2 separate regions of the Mus musculus genome follow, and region 2 is linked to region 1. The links are chromatin loops, found by intact Hi-C in ENCODE. Cell type or tissue: heart. All regions are shown on one strand. Links, peaks and the distances in the headings refer to the core of each region. The heading gives the core; the rest is flanking DNA.

Region 1 (10,049 bases), core at 2,131-7,130:
TCACTTTCCAGCCTTAATAAAACATGAACACAAATCTCGGGAGGATATTTCATCAAACTTGACAAACCCATTTGAAAAATTCATTTGGAAGCAACAAGGTGAGGAACATTGGGGAGCATTTAGAAAACCAGAGAGGAGCAGCCCTTCAAAAGTCAGCATCATAAAGCGCTATTAATGAACATGGTGTGTTGATACACAAAGGTGGGCAAGTAGACCAGTGGAACAAAGTAGAAGGTTCAGGAAGACACCCTGATACAGAAACATAAAGACATTAGAAATACAACAATACATTTTTTTAAATCCCTAAGACCTAGTATTTATTAGAATGTTAGAATCACCATTAACTTTCTTAGGGGCCAGTTTCTTCAGACATAAAAGCCAGAGATCCTAAGGAAAAAATTGTTGGATTTTATAGTACCAATGTCTGATGCTGTTTCAAGACATTGAGAGGCACCACGGTCCTTTGCATTTTGTTGACAGTATGGGGTCAGAAGGTAACTCAGACTAGGGGGGAAAAGATATTTTTTTTCTTTTTTCTTTGAAAGATCTTTGTGTGCCTTCAAAAATCGGTTCAGTGCAGTGTGGCGAGTATCAGAAGGAAGAGTTTAGAACAGAAAAAACTTTAGTAGGAAAACTGGGTGGAAATATATGGGATGAGGTTGGCGTGTGTTTTGGATATAGTGAGTAGGATATCCTGAGATGTAAGAAATACAAAATTGTGAGATTTTTGCCTATATCAACTGGTAATCTTTTTAGACATGAGGATAAAAGAAAAGGAAAAAAAAAAGGTGTTTGATACTCAGGATTGAACCCAGTGTCTCACGCATGCTAGGCAAGCACTGTACCAAATGAACTACAGCCACCCCAGCCATCTAACATGCTGTTTTAAGTGCTTTTGAGTTGTCTGCTAAATACATGAAGGGAGCATCTGCTGTTACGGGGATTGTTGAATATATTAGATTGGGATTGTATGGAGAGTTCTGTAACATAGGATTGGAATTTAGGATTTACTGGCGTGTGACTAGGCATTTAAACCTTGTGACTAGGTTAGGAAATAGGTGGCTACCTAGGGAGAGGTTGTGTAAGAACGGTGGTCACATTCTTCCATGAGAACATCCAGCTGCTTGGAAAGTGAGTCAAGGAAAAGTAAGCTAAGATAGGGGAAGAGGCCACGCATGTAGAGAACCATACAGTGTCACCTGAGATGAGAGACAATAGACAGGTTGTTGTTACTGTTGCATTTCAGATGTTCAATCTCATTGCCAGCTTAAGCATCAAGAGAGTTGGTGAAATTGTCATACAATTCCAGGGAAATGAAAGAGAAGTCTTCATGACACGTATATGAGCCAAAGACATGTAGTGAGGCTGTGGAGTGGGTGAAAAGAGACTGTGTACAGTTTGGAGCGATAGTAAGCATGGAAAATACTGAGGCAAAGGGGAGATCTTATCTCTGCGGGAGCTCTTACAGCCTACTGACTTCCCAGAGAGCTGATGAGCCAGGACCTAGAGATAAACTGGTTTTGCAAATAGAGAGGGTCCAGTCCTTTTGAGTATGTTAAATTAACACCCCCCAAAGACTTTAACAAGATTTTGGGGGGGGGGTGCCTCCAAAATCAATCACTGTGGGGGTCCTAAGCATAGGCATTGTTTAAACAGCTCTCCCGGGGAGCAGAATGAATAGTCAAAGACCTAAGCATAGTGTTACATTCACTTGCGCGGTATGCCTTGTTCATTCATGTTTTATGCTTATGAATCTGTGTGAGGTGAGAAACCCCATCTCAGGACTGGGGAATTAAAACTGCATACCCTATCCATAAACCCACCACTTCACTATCATCTAGCAAGCAAGCAAGCAAGCAAGCAAGCACGGCTAAGTCTTTCAGTATAAATATAAAACTGAATCCGAGGTATCAGATTAGCTATGCTCTTAGGTAAAATCGCTTTTAACCCATGGACCACGGTCTTGCATTTTTTCCTTTAAAATTAAAACAGTGCATTTTACGTGTCTAATAAAAAATACAACCCGGAGTTTTAGCAGACACACAAAAATACAATTTGTGGATTTACTGGAATTCAAATCTGTTCTGCAGAGTACATTCTTAGTCATAAGAAAAGATGCTCCGTAAATACCCCTGTAATTAGTCTTTCACACACCTGTGCTTATTCCCTTAAATTTCTTGGCAGTGAAATGGTTCCATCAATAGTACATTAACAAACTTTTAATAATTCATCGATTTTACTGCCAGGGAAGAAATACCATTTATCTGCCAAGGAAATTCATGGGCACAGAGAATAAAGCCAAAATCATCTTTCTGTAGTCTGTTCTCCCCTCCCCCATTCCTTTTCCTAGAGGTAACCAGTTAAAAATTTTTTTTTTGCAAATTGTTCCAGAAGCTTTGCCCACATTTGTATATTTTTTAACAAAGAAATAAATGAGAGAGAAAGAAAGAGAGAAAGAAAAAAAAAACCACTTACCATTTCGTTTCTACAAACTTCGGCAACGGGTTTTATTTCATTGGGATCTATTCCGATCCAGGTCCTTTATGGCAGCGATACCTCCGTTATTTTTCCTGGTGACATAGGAATGTCTTCTATCAGAGGCAGGCTTGGTAATCTACCTGCTTGCTCTCCTCGCAATTTCTTGCTATTCTATGCAGTGGATTCACGCAATGATGGTTGACCACATGCGATTCAGCGCGCTGCCATAAACCGCCTTCACCCGGTATCTCAGGTTGGCGTTTCGCTATGCAGACAGTCAGGTCAAGATTCTTCCAGCCATTTGCATTGTCCTGTGACTTGCGGTCTCTTTTGCCCCCTTTTTTGCTTTGCTTTTGTCCTTCCCTTGTTGGTTTCCAATAGCTCTTCGTTTATTAAGGAAATTAGCTTAGTGCTTGGGTGTTGCAGGCAGAAAAGTCCTTTCTTCCACCTTTATCGTTCGTGGTTAGACCTCAACGTATGTGTTTCTGTCTCGATTTTTCATGGTTTTTCTTTTTTCCCGATTTTAGACAAATATATGCTTGTCGTTTTTCCCTCTCTCTCTTCTCAGGTTTTGCATTGGGGCATCATTAGTAGGTATTTCTGATTCACCCCGATTTCTTTTGGGGGGGCTGCATCCCTTCACACCCACATCCCATCCCCCTTTTCCAGACTCTGCTTGGGGGCCCCTAACACTGACTCCGTTGACGTCAACTCCGTGCCTTGGCGCCAAGCTGTTGCCTTGACAACAGCAGTCTGATTGGCAGGGTGTGGGAGGCGTGGTGAGGGCCCAAAGCGGGGAATGGGGTCTTGGATTGGTTAGAGAGGAAGCTCCGCCTCTGCAGAGGACCCTGACAAGGAGGTGTCCCGCAGCCCTTGCTGCAGACGCTGGGGAGTCAGGAGTCGCGGGAGGACGAGCATCGGAGGAGAAGCGGAGAGATGTCCACCCTGGGCTGGTGGCGCCGCCGGGCGCCCGGTTCAGTGTGGGTGCACTAGACTGCCGACCCTGGTCGGGGTGTGTGCGTAGAGTGCTGTGCTCCGGGAGGTGAGTCAGCCGGCCACCTGGCTGCTCTGCAGCATGCACCCTCTTAGATACCGTCTGCAGAGTTCAGATGGTGTTTGGGGTGCGTTGCCGCGGGCCAGGGGCGGCAGACCATATCACGGCTCCCAAGGGTAACTGACAAGGCTGCAGACTGCGCCTTCGGGAAGGGGGAATCACCACGGAGCGGCCGTGTTGCCGCAGGGATGCCATTTAGGTGACAGGGATTTAAAGAGGTATTCTATAGGTCCAGGCCTCGGAGCCTCAGGGTCCCGCGATCTTAGGGTCTTAGGGCTTTAGGTGTGAACCACCCAGAATCCCGGGAGAATCCAGGCTCCCTGTCTCATCTGCGTGGCCAGCCACGCAGATGATGCAGAAGTCCTGTTACAAGACCACCACAGTGGACATCAGAGTGCCGTCTCTGAGCAACCTCTTCTGTGGTTTCATTTTCTTTGCTCAGCAAAGTCTAAGGGCTATGCGGTTAACCCGATCGCCAGGTCGTCTGGCTGGCAGGGTCTTCGCAATCTAGCCATCTACCGCTAAGCGCGGCACTGTTCTTGGGGGCGGGTCTTGTTTTGCCGCAGTGGCGGTGGGCGGGGCTGAGGGCAGCTTAGGGGCGGGACTAAAGCAGAAGCTGTGAGATACTTTTCGGCTCCACCCAGTTGGCGCCATCTTGGAGGGTGGAGACAGGTTTGCTGCACAGGCTTATCCTGATTGGCTGCCTATGGTGGGGGCGGGGCCATGGCGGACTCAGCAGGCCCAGCCCGCTTGGCGCCATCTTGAAATGACCGCGGATTTGCCGCGCAGGCGCCGCTTTAGCATCAGATAAAGAGACTAAAAGGCCGAAGTGGCTTGAGTCTATGGGGTGCTAGCTCCTCTGGCTCTTCCTTTGCTAGTTGGCAGTAAAGATGCACCCCAGTTGTCGGCTTATCTGACTGGCCGAGTGGCCTAGACCCTCACTCAGTCTTAGTTTGCCGCACGAATGCTGCCATCTCGCGGCCTTCCATTTAAAGGATGGAACGGCAGGCTCAAACAATCCATTTTTCTGTGGCTAGATTTTGGTTGCAGAGCCTCAAATTGACATCAAGTGACGGGTCTTTTGACCCTGGACTGTATCTGGCTCCATTTATGAGGAGCACTGTGGGGTTTATGAAGAGTTAAAAAGTGTCGCCCGGTTGTCTGGAGGGAGAGGCTATCGTCCTGAGTGACTGACAGACAACAGGACCTTGTTCACCTTTGCTGGTTATACCCGCGCCACAGACAGAAACTGTAATAGGTGCCATCATGAGTGACAGCCCAGATGGCTGCAGGAGGTGGGCTTTAGGGAGGGGTTATTATTCTGAATGACAAGGCCTCATAGCTCCGCCCATCCTGGCGCCATCTTTCCTGGCCAAGGGCGGGGCTTCGATGCTCTGCAGGTATCTTGAATGACAGCTGGACGGGCATGCTGCATAGAGGCGGGCTATAAGGAGGGGCTTTATAATCCTGAGTCACCACAAAGCCCCACCTACCCTGACGCCATCTTTGCTGGCTGATGGTGAAGAAGGGAGTGGCAGGGCGGGGCTATGAAGAGTGGCTGCTGATATAGTGAGGCACAATCTTGAATGACAGCCCATCCGGCTTCAGGGGGTGGGCCTGAGGGTGGGGCTCAGGCCTTGATTGACGTGGCCACACAGCTTTATGGGCCTGTGAAGTTCTCAGCGGGTGTCATCTTGAGTGACAGCTGGATGTGTTTGCGGCAAGAGGCGGGTCAGGAGGAGGGGCTCTCTGGTCTTGAGTGCTCACAGAGCCCCGCCCAATTTGGCGCCATCTTTGCCAGCAATAGCTGGCCGCGCTAACCTTTATGGTGCAGACGCCATCTTGAATGACAGGCTGGCTGGGGGTGGGATCTGAGGGAGGAGCTTTCTTGTCATGATTGATTGGAAACCAGTTCCACCCACCTTGGCGTCATCTGTTTGCCATACATGGTGTGTCTGAAGTGATCACTGAAGGTGCCATTTTGATTGACAGCTGGACTGGCTGGCTGCAAGAGGCAGGCTAGAGAGAGGATTTATGGTCCTGAGTGCTAAGCTGTCTTGCAAGGGGCAAGCCCTAGGAAGGGGTTATTATCCTGACTGATGGTACAACTCACCCCTGTCTATCCTTAGCGTCACCACTGTTGGCCATGGGGAGGCGGTGTCTGAAGTAAGGGTGTCATCTTGAATGACTGCAGGACTGGCCGGCTGAAAGAAGCTAGCCAAAGGGGTGTGGTCTCTCTCATTCAGAATGAGCAGGGAGCTCTGCCCACCTGACGCCATCTTTGCTGACGTTTCTGGTGCAGTAGCCATCTTGAATGACAGCTTGTTTTGCTGCAGAAGGAGGGCCAGAGGGCGGAGCTCTGATCTGGACTACAGAACCCTGCCCACCTGGGCGCCATCTTTACTTGTCATGGTTGGGGGTTGTTGTCTAGTGTTTTTTTGCACTGCTGTCACCTTGAGTAATAGCTGGAGTGGCCACTAGAGGCAGGCAAGAGGGAAGGAAAGAATCTCTGGTCCAAGGGACGATACAGCCCTGTTCACCATGGCATTATTTTTTATGTCTCTGTCATTTATGGCGCATGAGCAATCTTGAATGACAGCTGGGTTGGCTGCAGGGGCAGGGCCGAGGGAGGAGCTCTTTCTGAGTGACTGGGCCACAGAAGTCCGCCGGCCCTGTCGCTATCTTTGTTGGTCACAAGGGGGCGTCTGGTATTCATTCCGCCAGTGTCATTTTGAATGACAAGTGGGCTTGCTGCAGGAGGCGGCCCGAAGGAGGGGCTCTCTGGTACTGACTGCAGTACCCTCCTCCCTCTGGCGCCATCTTTGTTGGCCACAAGGGGGCATCTGGTATTATCTGTGCAGGTGTCATCTTGAATGACAACAGGACCTCGCTTCAGGATTCGATTCCTGATTGAACTGGTCCTCCACCTTCATTGGCGCCATCTTTGTTGGCCACAAGGGGGTGTCTGAATTTTTCACTGTGGATGTGTCACCTGCAGGCAGCAGGTCTGAAGAAGAGGCTGGCTTTTTATTAGTGACAGTTACAGAGCCCTGTTTCATCTTGGTAGTGGGACCTTAGGTGTTTTATCTTAGGTACTGGCAGATGTCAGGGGCTACAGTGCCTCCATCTTACATCCACACATAGGTGACTGGAGCCAATATTTTCATACGGGGGCACCAGAAGGGACTCACCCAATTGCCCAGCTCAGAATCCTGGGAAAGGGGTGTGGTTATGTGAATCACTGGCAACACCCAGAAGATTGTTAAAGCCACTAGAAGGCTACTTTGACTATCAGAGTATTTTAAGTCTCTCCCTGGTCATTTGTTTCCCTCTAGTTTTCACCTGCAATATGTTTCCTTGCACTTATAGGATAGGTGATGTCATATGGTTAATTAATAACCAGTTGGGTTCTTGGGTTCATTACTTAATCCAGAATCCCCTGAAGTTACCAAGAGACCCCAGGAAGGTCTTCAGTGCTCTTCATATAATTAGAGTCCAGGGTACATCATGTGTCTTGGGAATAATTGATTACCGAGGGCATTTTCTGGGTGGTATCCTGGACACATTTGATGTCTGCCTTTGTAGGGGGAAAAAAGTGGTTGCTTCCCACCCAAAGAACACTGTAATTGTGAAATAAATTGGGTGCTTCATGTTTTCTTTCTTCTCCATAGCCCTACCTTCTTGATCTTCTATCCTTTTTGGAGACAACTGGCAAGAGGAAGACTAGGTCCTCCAACAGCTAGGTGGCTGGTCCAGGTGAGTGATACACCTCAGAGTACCACACCCATCTTTGAAGTTTCCTCTTCTCTTCCTCACACTGACATTTTCGTGATGCACATATATGTTACACAACTACAAGAACACCATTTGTACTTTCTGAGAATATACATACCTGTCTGGTGGGTAATGAATTTGCTAGGATTTGTCCCCTTAGTCTTATTCCATCATTTCCAGTCTCCTATTTTTCCCCTGACACTCAGGTGCTCCTTCAGGCTTCCTGTTTGCCTTTTGTTGGGCAACTAAGAAGCAGGAGAAACTCTATTTACCTGCAACAACCTAGTATATGCTTTGTACCACATACCAGGGATACCATCTCAACTGAGAAAAGAAGTATTTTCATGGAGTATTATGGGAGAATTAAAATGTATAAAATACGATTGTATGGTTTATTTCCTTGAAAGTACACATTTGCATGGAGAAACTAACTTAATCTGGGAGAGACGCCTCCCTGAGGTACTTGGGAATCTTAAAGCTGAGCTCTGAAGGATTATAAATGGTATGTTTCATGGGGAGAATAAATTGGTCAGAGGGCTCAAAGATGTTCCTGAGGGATGCGGAGAGTGAAGCTGAAAACCCAGGATGCCTAGAACAAGAGAAGAGATGGATTACAACTGACTGAGGACAGAAAAGGTAAGTTTGAGGGCTTCATCATGATAGGCCTTAAAATCAATGGTAAGTATTTGGGCTTAACCGGAAGTACATGGGAAGCCACTGAGACGTTTGCATCACAAAAATGACATGAAGATCACGTGCACATTTGTAGAAATCATCTGGCTTCAAGGTGCAGAGGGCAGGGTAGGCACACCTGGTGTGGGGAGACCACCTTAAGTTTGGGTGAGAGGTGGTTTGGCTTAGAGCCCCAGCACTGGAAGACATGAAGGGGGCATGTTGGAGTATTGCCAAGGAGGGAGACCTCACAGAACTTGCTCCCTCTTTTACTAGTTTGCTGACTGATTCAGACCAGACATGATGAATCACATGATGAGGAGAAGTGAGCAGAATATCCAAATGTTGTCCATTTGTTCAATCCATCCGCAAGTGTTGATACTCAGCCTATTTGGGACAGACTCATGCCAGACTCTGGCACTTCAGAAGTGAGTGGTATAATCCCTACTGAATGAGAACTCCTGTTACCTGGAACGTAAGGAAATGTGCTTAGCAAACTAGCTGCCTATGCTTGTGGGGGAATGCTGCCTGGGGAGGGGCTGACATGGCAGAGTGGGCCCCTGGAGCTGGGTTGGTATTCTCCTGGCCCATATGAAGGCCCCAGTGATCCAGTCTGGTGTTCAAGCCTACAAAGACCTAGAGATCCCCTTTTTCTGAAGGATTCGTGTGTGTAGACCCACATTTTACAAAGCTCAGGGACTTCACTTGCATCTATACTGATGTGGGAACCGAAGCAAAGCACTGCTGTTCCCTCAAATCTGGTTCAGAAAAAATTTACAATGGGAGAGGACTATAGCAGGGACCCAAATACTAGAAAGTATGTGATCAGCAAATTCTTCTCCCTGTAGGCAAACCTACATGGGAAATGAAAGCATAATGAGGAGGTTGATGGGTGAGTATAAAATCAGAACCAAAAGGTGTAGAAGAACCTTGATAGCACTGACCTTCAAGATAGCCTAGTGCTAACACCTGGTTATAGTGATGTCATTGCTATGGCAATTAGAAGACCAGACTCCTTATTCATTGCCCCTGCTCGCCACCATCTCCATCCAGGCTAAGTCTGATTAGAGATCTTTTGCCTGTAGATGATTAGATTAGCCATGCATTGTGGCTTAAACTCCTGTGCCTCTATCCCCTAATATAAATAAGATCAGCTGGTCATTCAGATAAGATAAAATATGTCATGCTGGTCTGGAAGGCATTTTGTGTCTTTAAAGTAGCCGTGTCTTAGTGCTGATCATGAAACTGAACTCTTAGCTATTATTTCCTCTCTTTCTGAACTTTTGGGGAAATCCCTCAAGAATGGACAACAATAAAGAGATTTGGCTGCAGTGTGGTAAGTGCTAAGTTTATACTGAGTAGAAGAAGCCCAGGATGTTATAAAGATGACCTGAAAGTATTACTAGACCAGAGTGTAAAGGCCTTTACCTGAGTGTTAAGGTTACAGGTCATTCATTCCTTGCTCACATTCCCATGTAAGATTACCACCCTCACCCCCACCCCCCACAAAAAAAGATCCCACTGTCCCATATATATTCCTTTGTTGTTCTTGAGTGGACCAGGTTACACACTTAAACTTAGGGAGGTAAGACAAGAGTCCCAGTTAAAATATCTATGTCCTAGAGAAGCATCCACTTTTTAAGTTGTCCCACTATAAAGGCATATACCTTTGTTATAAGTATCCCAGCTGACCCTTCAGCATATGTGAGTTTGAGACCCACTACTAAGAGAAATCAGGCTGCAGTAGGTTCTTTTCAGAGTCAGATTTTGTGTAAGGGACACAGACTGATGACCCTGTCAGTGTTAGGGCACTTAAACTTGGAGGTGAGGTTAGGCGTGGGACTGGGACAACACTGGACTCCATGAACACACTGAAGTAGAGAATGCCGGTCTGCAGAAAGAGGCAGGAGACTGGAACAAACAAGAAGAGAGGAGAGACTGCACACCTGAGAGATGACAAGAGTAACCTCCTCGGTTCCTGACTTTAAAGTTCTCAATTCCAGCCCCCTTTAAAGGAGGTAGGTAGAATGAGTTAGCGGGCTTAACATAGGTGTGCCATGATGAGGGCACA
Region 2 (10,049 bases), core at 2,895-7,894, 63 kb before region 1:
CTTGCCCCTTCAGTGACCCAGCCTTCTGCCTGGGAGTTGCTGCAGCTGTGACCAGGAGTCTGCCTGGGGAGCCCCACACCTGCAAAGTCAAGGCTGGCCACTCTCAGTCCTTAGCTCCTCTAATCTGTCAATTCCTCTCTTCCCAGAGACCTATCTTACTCCTGCCAAATGCACCCCACCTCTCCATCCATCCCTACCCTGCAGACAGCATGAAATTTGTAAAGGGAAACTGGACTTGAAAGTCTCCATTGCTTTGAGTTCAAGAAGATTCGTTTGAAAAGAAAACAGGAGGAGAAGGCTCAGTGGCTTAAGCACTTGCTGTGGAAGCCTGAGGACCAACATTCGGGTCCTCAGAAGTCATGGAAATCCTGCGTGGACATGGCTGATGGGCTGTAATTCCAGCTTTGGAAGGCTAAGCGAGGAAGCTTCCTCAGAGGAGCTGGTCAGAGAGACTAGCCACACTAGAAAGCTCTGGGTCTGATTGAGAGACCTGCCTCAATGGATAAGGGAAGAGAGTGATAAAGGGTGTCTCCTGGCATAAACTTGGACCTCTACATGCACATGTGCACACATGCACAAGCACCCCCACACACACACACACATACACATTCACACACACGTGCATGTAAACACAAGCACACTATACATGTATGAAAATACAAGATAAATAAGCTAATTATTATGTACAACATACATACACTAAGAACTTTTTTAAAAAGCTGAGCATAGTAGCTCACACTTATAACCCTAGCACTAGGGAAACTGAAGCAGGAGAATTGCCATGAATCCCAGGCTAACCTGGGACACAGAATGAGACCATGTTTCAAAAAGAAGCTGAAAAAGAAAAGGAAAAAATTCTTTAAAAATAAATTAAGTCCTAGACCAACAGTGGTTATTTTTGTTTTGTTTTGTTTTTTCACAGCAGCAAAATGAAGGCAAAGAATTCACCAAAATTGGTGGGGAAATATGGGCGTTGTGGGAGCTGAGCAAGGAGGGATGCGCCAAGGTAGCCTGAGTATGTCATGTCTTTTCAACTCTTGACTTGATGACTCTGCTAAAATAAATGCACATTTGCTCTGGATTAAAATGGACAGTTTGGTGCTGGGGGTGTAGTTCAGTTGGTGGACCACTGGCCTAACCTTCGCAAAGCCCTGGGTTTGACCTCCAGCACCAGATAAACTGAGTATACTGGTGGACATCTGTGACTCCAGCATCCTGGAGCTGGAGGCCAGAGGATCAGAAGGTTGGAGTCATCCTTGGCCAGCCTGAGCTACATGAGACCCTGGCTCAAAACATAAAAAGAAAAGAAAAGAAGAAGAGTTTGGAATAAAGGTATTCACACATGAGGCCAACTGGCTTGGAATAAAAAAGACTGAGCTAATTTTTTCTGGCCTGTTCTTCTACTGCATCATTTGGAATCTGTTAGTGCAATCCACTGGGGTCCCCCAGCACACACACAGTTGGTCCTGGGAGTTTGCTCTGGTCTCTTAATATATCTTTAAATGTCTCACTGGTTATGATAAGCTGGGAAGTCAAGGGAATATACATGGAGATAAATAAACATGAGATGAGATAGCAACCTTGTAGGAGGATTCCTCTTTAACAAAGAGCTACAGACTCTAAGCAGAACAGAGATGGAAGCTGTCAAATGGAATTATCTATTGGATTTTTTTTTAAGCAGCATGGGAATGTGGCTCAGTTGGTAAAGTGCTTGTCTAGCCCTCCCAAAGCTCTGGGTTTGATCCCCAGTACTACATAAACCAGACGCTGGTGGTACGTGACTGCCTCAGCCCTGGACATGTGAAGGCAGGAAGATCAGGAGTTGAAGGTCATTTTCAGCTATGGGGCAAGTTTGAGGCCAGCCTGGGCTACAAAGACCCTGTGTCAAAAATGAGATGAACTAAAACACATTAATAAAAAAACAAAACAAAACAAAACAAAACAAAACAAGCAACACATTTACCAGCTCCAATGTATTAGCTGTGTTTTCCCTGTCCATGCATTTGGAAAACAGAGAAACAGGACAAGATGTTTTCCTGTGAAAGGTTAGGGATATGCTGAGGGACTAGAAAGATGCTCAATAGTTAAGAGCTCATACTGTTCTTGCAAATGACCATAGTTCAGTTCCCAGTACCATTATTGGGTGGCTCACAACCTTCAGCTCGCCTTCTGGCCTCTGAGGGTACCTGTAGATGCCTGTACACAGACACAACACATACACATGATTTTATTTTTAAAGGTGTACAAAGTTTCATTTCAAAAGCAGAAGAAACAGCAGAGGACACTTTTTTTTTTTTAAAGTAGTAAATGAAAGTAGACTGGGAATAATAAAATTTCTATTTTTTTTTTTCACAAAATACAGGAAGAGAGAGTTGTCGGAACAATAAAATTACACAGTGAGGAAATAACTAAAGGGGGAGGGCGGAGACCATGCAAGTTGTTGGTGTGCAAACAGATGGTGTTTAAATCTCTTTGCTGGCAGTCAGAGGAGGTATCTAATGTGGAGCATGGTGGGCTGCACGTTTGAGTATATCATTCATTTGCCTCATGTCATTGTGATGGGGTATTGTTGGGATCCCAGCTTGTTCTTGGAGCCTGGGGTACATTCCATGGTGGTGATCTACTGTCAGAGGATCTGGCAACTGGACCTTCTTAAGAATCCAAATGCTGTTTCAATGCTCATCAACTTTCTAAACAAATTGAATTCAAATTCCATTCTTCCTTAGAAGCCATGGGAATGTCTGCTTTGCCCTTACTGTGAAATAGGTGACACACACACACACACACACACACACACACACACACACACAGACACGTATAAGAAGACTGGGGTATTTGTCTAGCATGCATGAAGCTCTGACTTCAGTACCTAGCACCCCACCCACTAGATGTGGTGTTGCTCATCCCTGATCCAACAACACTCCAGAGGTCAAGGGCATCCTTATCTATAAGCTTGTTTCAGGCCAGCCTAGGCTACAAGATACCTTGTCCCAAACAAAGATAAAACCATTGTAAAGCCAATACCCTCTGATCATCAGCTATACCCACAATACCAATGCAGAATCAATTCACTGAAAACCACTTTGGCAAGTGAGCACTTTTGCTGACTGTTAATTCACTAAGTGGCTCAAATACACAAGGTTCATTTAGGTGATTATTACAACAAAATAAATATGCATTATTTAACCCTTCTCAAACATTTACTATGATCCCATTTGCAAGGGGAGTTGGAGAACTCTGTCACTGGGATTGGCTCGACAGTTGAGTTTGATTTTGGTGTTCAGATTTGCATTGTCTGAGGCTACACATGTATAAATAATAGTTTGGTGTGCTCTAAGGGCTTTTTTAATCTTAAAAATAAAGACTTCTTAGTATTCTCACTCTCCTAGTTGTTGTTGTTGTTATTGTTGATATTATTATTATTCAACCCAAGGCAAGCCAGAGTTATTTTGGAAAAGGAAATCTCAACTGAGAAAATGCCTCCATTAGATTAGCCCGTAGGCAAAACTATAGAACAGTTTCTAGTTTGATCATTGATGTGGGAGGAGCCAGCATCATGGTGTGGGTGTTGCCATCCCTGGACAGGTGGTCCTGAATTGTGTAAGAAAGCAGGCTGAGCAAGTCACGAGGAGCAAGCCAGCAGCAGCATTCCTAGGCTTTAGTTCTTGCCTGCAGGCTTCTGCCTTGAGTTCCCGCCCTGACATCTGTCAGTGATGGATCTGGGAGCTGTAAAGTCAAATGAAGTCTGCCCACCCCCCAAGTTACTTTAGGTCATGTTGCTTATCACAGCAATAAAAAGCAAATGTGACCCCCACAGATGTATTCTGTAGGTCCTGGAAGTCATGGAAGGTGTAAGTCAGAACAATTCTATTGTCAGCCTCTTTTTGTCTTGTCTTTGAATTTCTCTGAAGTCATGAGCCTGTCATCCAGGATGATCCCACAAACATTTGAAAGCAAATTTGAAAAAAATCTGAGGAATGCCCCCATGACAGGAGTCACACCCAAACCTGAGGTGCCATCGACCTGAGTCTGTGAATCAGTTCCAAGCTTGAAAAGAACCTGCTGAAGCAAAACCAAAATCAATTTGCAGAAACAAAAACCAAAACATCGGAGGGAAAAAAATTAGCCTTGACATCCGTGAACATCATCCCATGTGGTCTGACCGGGCTGGATGGTTGTAAAGATTTAACGGCCATTAGTGTACAGCAAGTGCGTAATTTGGCAAATTGTCCATTTGGTAAACCCAGTTTCCAGCTGCTTCCAGCAGTCAGGCACACCATTTGATTGGAGATTCTTTGTGTGTGTGTGTGTGTGTGTGTGTGTGTGTGTGTGTGTGTGTGTGTGTGTTTCCCTCCTGTTGGTTTTGCTGGTGTGAGATTACTTATTTCCTGTGTTTTCATGGGACTATTTAACTTCCTTGGGTTGGAGTCTACCTTCTAGTATCTTCTGTAGGACTGGATTTGTGGATAGATATTGTTAAATTTGACTTTATCATGAAATGTCTTGTTTCCTCCCTTTATGGTAATTGAAAGTTTTCCTAGATATAGTAGTCTGGGCTAGTATCTATGGTTTCTTATAGTCTGCAGAACATCTGTTCAGGCCCTTCGGGCTCTTTGAGTCTCCACTCAGAAGTCAGGTGTGTGTTGCTCAGGAGTCCACACATGACTGTGTGCAGTTGCACAAACATTTGAGAAGACGGTATCAGATCCTCTGGTACTGGATCTACGAACAGCTATGAACCCTAGTGTGGGTGCTGGGAACCAAACCGAGGTCCTCTGCAAAATCAACAAGTGCTCTCAACCACTGAACCTTCTCTCTAGTTTCCTGGTTGAGCATGTCACTCTATCATCCTTCCTTTTCTGGGCAGACCATTGTATGTCCTATATCCTCCCCTTATCCCACCAGCGTTTAGAATGCTGTGATGGCTCCCATCTCAACCTAAAGCTAGTCCAGGTCAACTTATCACAGAGGTACCTGCCCGGGCATGTTTACTGTAGCACTGTTTGATCTCAAAGCATGGAACCAAGCAAGGTGTCTAACAATAGGGAAATGGATAAAGGGGAAATGTGGTGTATATACAGAATGAAAATTTAAAATGCTTTACACTTATCTATTATGTATGCACGTATATGCGTGTGCCACAGCACATGTGTGGATGTCAGAGGACATTCTTCCACGATGTGGGTCTCAGTCAATTGAGCTCAAGCCATCAGGCTTGTTGGCAAGTGCCTTTATCTTCTGAGCCATCTTGACAGCCAACACAATGGGTTTTTTTTTTTCAGCCACAAAGAAGAACATGGGAAAATAGACACAACTGGAGATAATCATATTAAGTGAATTAAGCCAACCTCAGAAAGACAAATGTTGTATGCTTTCTATCACTTTTGCTTCATAGAATTTTATATTAGATTGATAAAATCAGGAAGGCATGTATTATATGAAGTAGAAGAGGAGGCCCTGATGGGGGTGATAGAGGAACTGGAGGGCAACAGTATAGACAGGATATTCTCAAAATATAATATATACTTGCATGAAAACTTAAAAACAACAACAACAGAAAAGCTTTGTGCTCATGAGCTCACCTGCATAACACCTGCACAACGGAAAGCCAGGGAAAGTCTTAGCGTGAAGTAGGGAGAAGATCACAAGGCCCCACCCCTAATGAAGGCGCTATTGGCAGTTGACAGCTGCTGGGGGAAGGAAAACCTTTTTCTTATTTGGGAGTTTCCCATGCTCCAAGGGATTGCCTCACACCCTCGCACATATGGTCAGCACTAAATGCTTTTGAAAGAGCATAAGAAGTTGGGAGGGGGATGGGGGGTAGAAGGGAAGTTAGAGGGAGAAGTGGGGAGTGGATATGATCATATTTCACTGCATGTGTGTATGAAATTCTCAAAGAATAAAACTTGTAACGGCGAATAGCTAAAAGTAAATAGTGGAATGCACCAGGCAGAAGAATATATTGTGGATTTCCCTGTGTCTTGTTTTGAAATATATACGATGTCTGTAATATTAATCATAAAGTTTTCATCCTTAAAAAAAATAACTTCGGTGTTGGAAAGATGGCTCAGAGCCACCTATAAAACTCAAAGAAACTCATGTTGAGCAGCTCACAGTTGAGTGTAACTTCAGCTCCAGAGTACCCAACAGCCCTTGCTGGCCCCTCAGGCAACTGCACTCAGCTACACACATACACCCATAGTCATACACACAGGTATATATAATGAAAAATAAAATAAGTGTTTTGGTTTCTTTTTAAAGAAGAAACTTTAAGTAGAAATCAAAGGTTTTCCTAACTCTGAGTTCTCTGAGTGACTGCCCCTCTCTTTGCATCATTAGAGGCGAAATCTTTCCAAAGCATCTTTCTACTTCTGCTTTCCCAACCTACCATCCATTCTCTCCTGAGCTCACTTGTACCAGGCTCTACCTGGTACAAGTAGCTGTCACCTACTTCTCAGTTCTTAATCTAACCGAACCGGTTCCTTTTTAAGACTCATTTAGTGTGCCTGTGAGTGTGTGTGCCCATGTCCATGAGTGCATGTGTCACAATGATTCTATGGTGGTCAGAGGACAGTTCTGTCCTTCCAACCTGCAGGTCTCAGGATTTGAACCCAGGTAATGAGGCATGGCAGCAAGCATCTTTACCACTGAGCCATCTCAACAGTACCCTGCTCCAGTTTAAGGATCACCCTTAAGTACTCAGTCTCTAACTTCCTGATGTGTTCTCTTACTTGATTCCTGCCCTGAGCCATATATATGGGTTTCTTTTGTGCTATTGAGCGTATCTCCTGCTTCTTCAACGTGCTTCTTTCAACCACTCCCCAGCCCATGAGGCTCAGTACAAGCCATTATCTCATTACTCACCCTAACCCTTATGTATTAATGATACCATGTATTGTTGCATTACATTCTATTATCTTTATTCTATGCTTTCTGCTCCTCTCACTACTTTACTTTATATACATTATCCATATATACATGTATACACACACACACGTATATGCATTTATTGGTCTATTTTCTCTCTGCTCTAGAAGCTTTGTAGGGATGGGAACTATTGTTCTAGCACAATTTCTTTTGTGTATGTGGTTTTGTTCATGTGTGTGCAGCTGCATATGTGTGTGCACATGTGTGTTTGGAAGACAGAGTTCAACCTTGGATTCAGGAACCGTCCACTTCGTTTTAAGGGTCAGGGCCTCTCACTGGCCTTGTGCTTGCTGGTATTATAAACTGGATGGCCAATAAGCCCCAGGGATCTGCCTGTCTCCTCTTCCCCAGCTTGTGATTACAAGCATGCAGCCCAACAGCAGCTTTACTGATGGAACTGTCTCCCAGACTTCTCTAACAATTTTCATCCAAACATTCAGAATGGCATTGGGTGCATAGGAAATGACCCATAAATGTTCATTAAACAAATGAAACTAAGTAACCCAAGTGCATGGATCTCTCGAAACTCGTGATGGTTTTATTAAATTAATTACTTTATTATTATAAATTAAAAATTAATTTACTAAATTAAAAATTGAGAAGTTTTAAAACTTTATTCATTTGGAGATTCATCCCTCAGTCAATTGGAAACTATGAGACACACCCCCCCCCAAATAATTCTACAAGAAGTTCCAGCTGAGCACCAAGGTACAGCAGCTAACACATGCTGATTCCATTGTCATCTAATGTATAACAAGGACCTTTCCAAGCCATGCCACTGTAGCCAGTCCCAGTTGGGCAGGGGGAATTCCACATACAAGAGGTCACAACTCTCGGGAAATGTAGAGAGGACTGGCCTGGAATCCAGAAGACAGGTAATAAAGAATGATTGACGGCATCCATCAAGGAGACAGAAAAATGCCTGCTTCTGCTACTTCTGAGATGGTACACGGTTATAATACCACAGGTATCCTGAGAGTGACTGGAGGCAAGGCTAGACCAGTCTCTAGATAGCAAAAGGGATGTAGACCTAAAAAGAGAGTGATTGGGTGGTAAGATGAAGAACACTGTAAGGACACTATGACTTTGAAGGAATGTTATCAGCATGGAAGGCAGTGTGAAGGGTGAAGGGTCACTGAGAGTATTGTAGTATAGGAGTAAAGGGAACATAATTTGTGTGTGTGTATGGGGGGTAGTGTGTGTGTGTGTGTGTGTGTGTGTGTGTGTGTGTGTGAGAGAGAGAGAGAGAGAGAGTATGTGTGTGTGTGATTGAACTCACATCACTAGGCCTATGTGGAGTGCACCTTTAAATTCTCGATGTCCCAAAACATACAGTAATAAACAAACAAACAAACAAACAAATGTTTCAGGTCTTATTAAATAGCTCTGAATAGCACCTCAAGGTTGAGTTATCATGCTTATTTGAATTTGTCAGTCCATACCTTAAAACTCAGCTACAAACAAAGGCCTCCCTGCTTCCTGGAATCTTGCTACAAACCCTAAAAGCAGATATTGGAATAAACAAGAACTGACCCAAAGAGACTTGTTGAGGTCTCAAAGAAAAAGAACGACTGACATTTGAAAATCAGCAGGAATGCAAGTATAAACTATCACGTTTTACTCATTTTATGTACGGCAATTTTTTTCCATGTCTATCTATCATCTTTCTACCTATCAGTTATAATCTACCTATCAATCATATCTATCTATCTATCTATCTATCTATCTATCTATCTATCTATCTATCTATCTAAAAGAAGAAGAGAACTGGAAAGATGACTCTGTGGGTAAAGGCTTGCCACACAAGCCCAACGACCTGAGTTTGATTCCCAGAACCCACATAAAGGTGGAAGGAGAAACTCAAGTCCATGAATTGGCCTCTGAGACTCACACACTCAGCACAACCCTCTCTCTCTCTCACATACACACATACATGAAAAATTTAAAACAACGAAAAGAAAAACAGGTTTTTTGTTTTGTTTTTTGTTTGTTTGTTTTTTTAAAAAGAGGTAAATGTCTATCAGTTAAAAGACAAAACCAAATACTATTTTGAAAGCCATTCTTTGTGACTAAACACCAGTAGGGGGAAAAAAAAGAACTTTTTCTTTTTTCCTTTTATGGAATAAAAGAGGGGTATATAAATTAGCTTAAAGTCATCAGGCCTAGCACATGAGAAAAAATAAAAACCCTCAAATACTGGTTTATGTCACTTTTTTTTTTAAGTCAAGAAAAAGAAAACAAGGTTGTCAGAACTGAAAATTAGAGAAAGAAAACAGGTCCTGGGAAATAAGCACACAACAGATGGCGTGCTTAAATCTATTTACCATCAGGAAGTGGATGCCTCCCAAATACTGACCACATGGCCCCAAGGCTCCAAGGACTCTCTCCCTTTGCCTAATTGTGCGGCAATGTATATATTTCTTGGAATCAACCTGGCTTTTCTGCCTGATGGAAAAAAATCCCATGGTGGGTTGATGAGCTTGAGTGTGTCTCTGGAAACTGGGCCATGTGTTAAAAATCAAGCTATTTTGTCTTGTTTGGGGCCAACTTTCCAATCCACCCACCCTTCACTGGAGTTCATTCCCCTCCACTTGGGAGATGTGTGATGTTCAGGACTTGCTTTTCTCAGAGTCCCCATCTTGTGATTGATAGAATGTGTGTGTGGGATGTCTATGATAGGTATTGGGGAGAAGTCCAATGTATGCGGTAACTCCTATGGTACTGTGGAATAGACACATAACGAAATGCCTATTCTCCAGAGGGGTGGAAGGGAGAGAGACCTGACAGAGTCTAGCTTGGGAACCCAATGTACTTATATTATTTTATTCTGCATGAATGTGTGCACATGCATACATGTACATGCTAGAGATTGGCATCCGGAGTCTTCCTCCATCAGTCTCTACTGTATTCATTGAGGTGGAGTCTCATATTCTCTCCTTCTCTCTCCCTCTCCCCACCCCCCCTCTTTCAGTTGGACTTGGAGTTCTTTAAGCCAGCTAGTTCTGGAGATCTCATCACTGTCTTTGGGGTGTTAGAATTATAGGTGGGCAGCCATACTCAAAACTTACATGGGTTCTGGAGTTCCCAGACTCTGGTCCTCACCCTTGTGGTATGTTCTTGAG

The links. Hi-C counts contacts between places; a loop is a spot of excess contacts. Peaks named below come from ENCODE experiments on the same cell type or tissue, not always from the same donor. Only the 100,000 strongest peaks of a DNase experiment are listed, where the experiment ranks them.
Region 2: a loop joins it to region 1, with 4 times the contacts of the local background. A loop is called at or near these places in 4 of 42 quality-filtered maps.

Annotation. Positions count from the first base shown.
Region 1 is chr7:6,723,729-6,733,777 of GRCm38, reverse strand. Peg3 (paternally expressed 3) reads left to right here and starts at 3,359. Exons shown (of 9, transcript NM_008817.2): 1 at 3,359-3,520; 2 at 7,204-7,288. Usp29 (ubiquitin specific peptidase 29) reads right to left here and starts at 3,195. Exons shown (of 8, transcript NM_001360502.1): 1 at 2,476-3,195. In heart, for the core only: CTCF peaks have their summits at 4,519 (motif pointing left), 6,090 and 6,292; DNase peaks (open chromatin) are centred at 3,297, 4,227, 5,147, 5,897 and 1 weaker place; H3K4me3 peaks cover 4,641 bases; H3K27ac peaks cover 3,839 bases.
Region 2 is chr7:6,787,582-6,797,630 of GRCm38, reverse strand. The region is part of intron 2 of Usp29 (ubiquitin specific peptidase 29); the gene reads right to left. Among named protein-coding and RNA genes, the nearest start is that of Mir3099, 11 kb to the left of the region's middle. In heart, for the core only: no CTCF peak of the experiment used is centred there; no DNase peak of the experiment used is centred there; H3K27ac peaks cover 81 bases.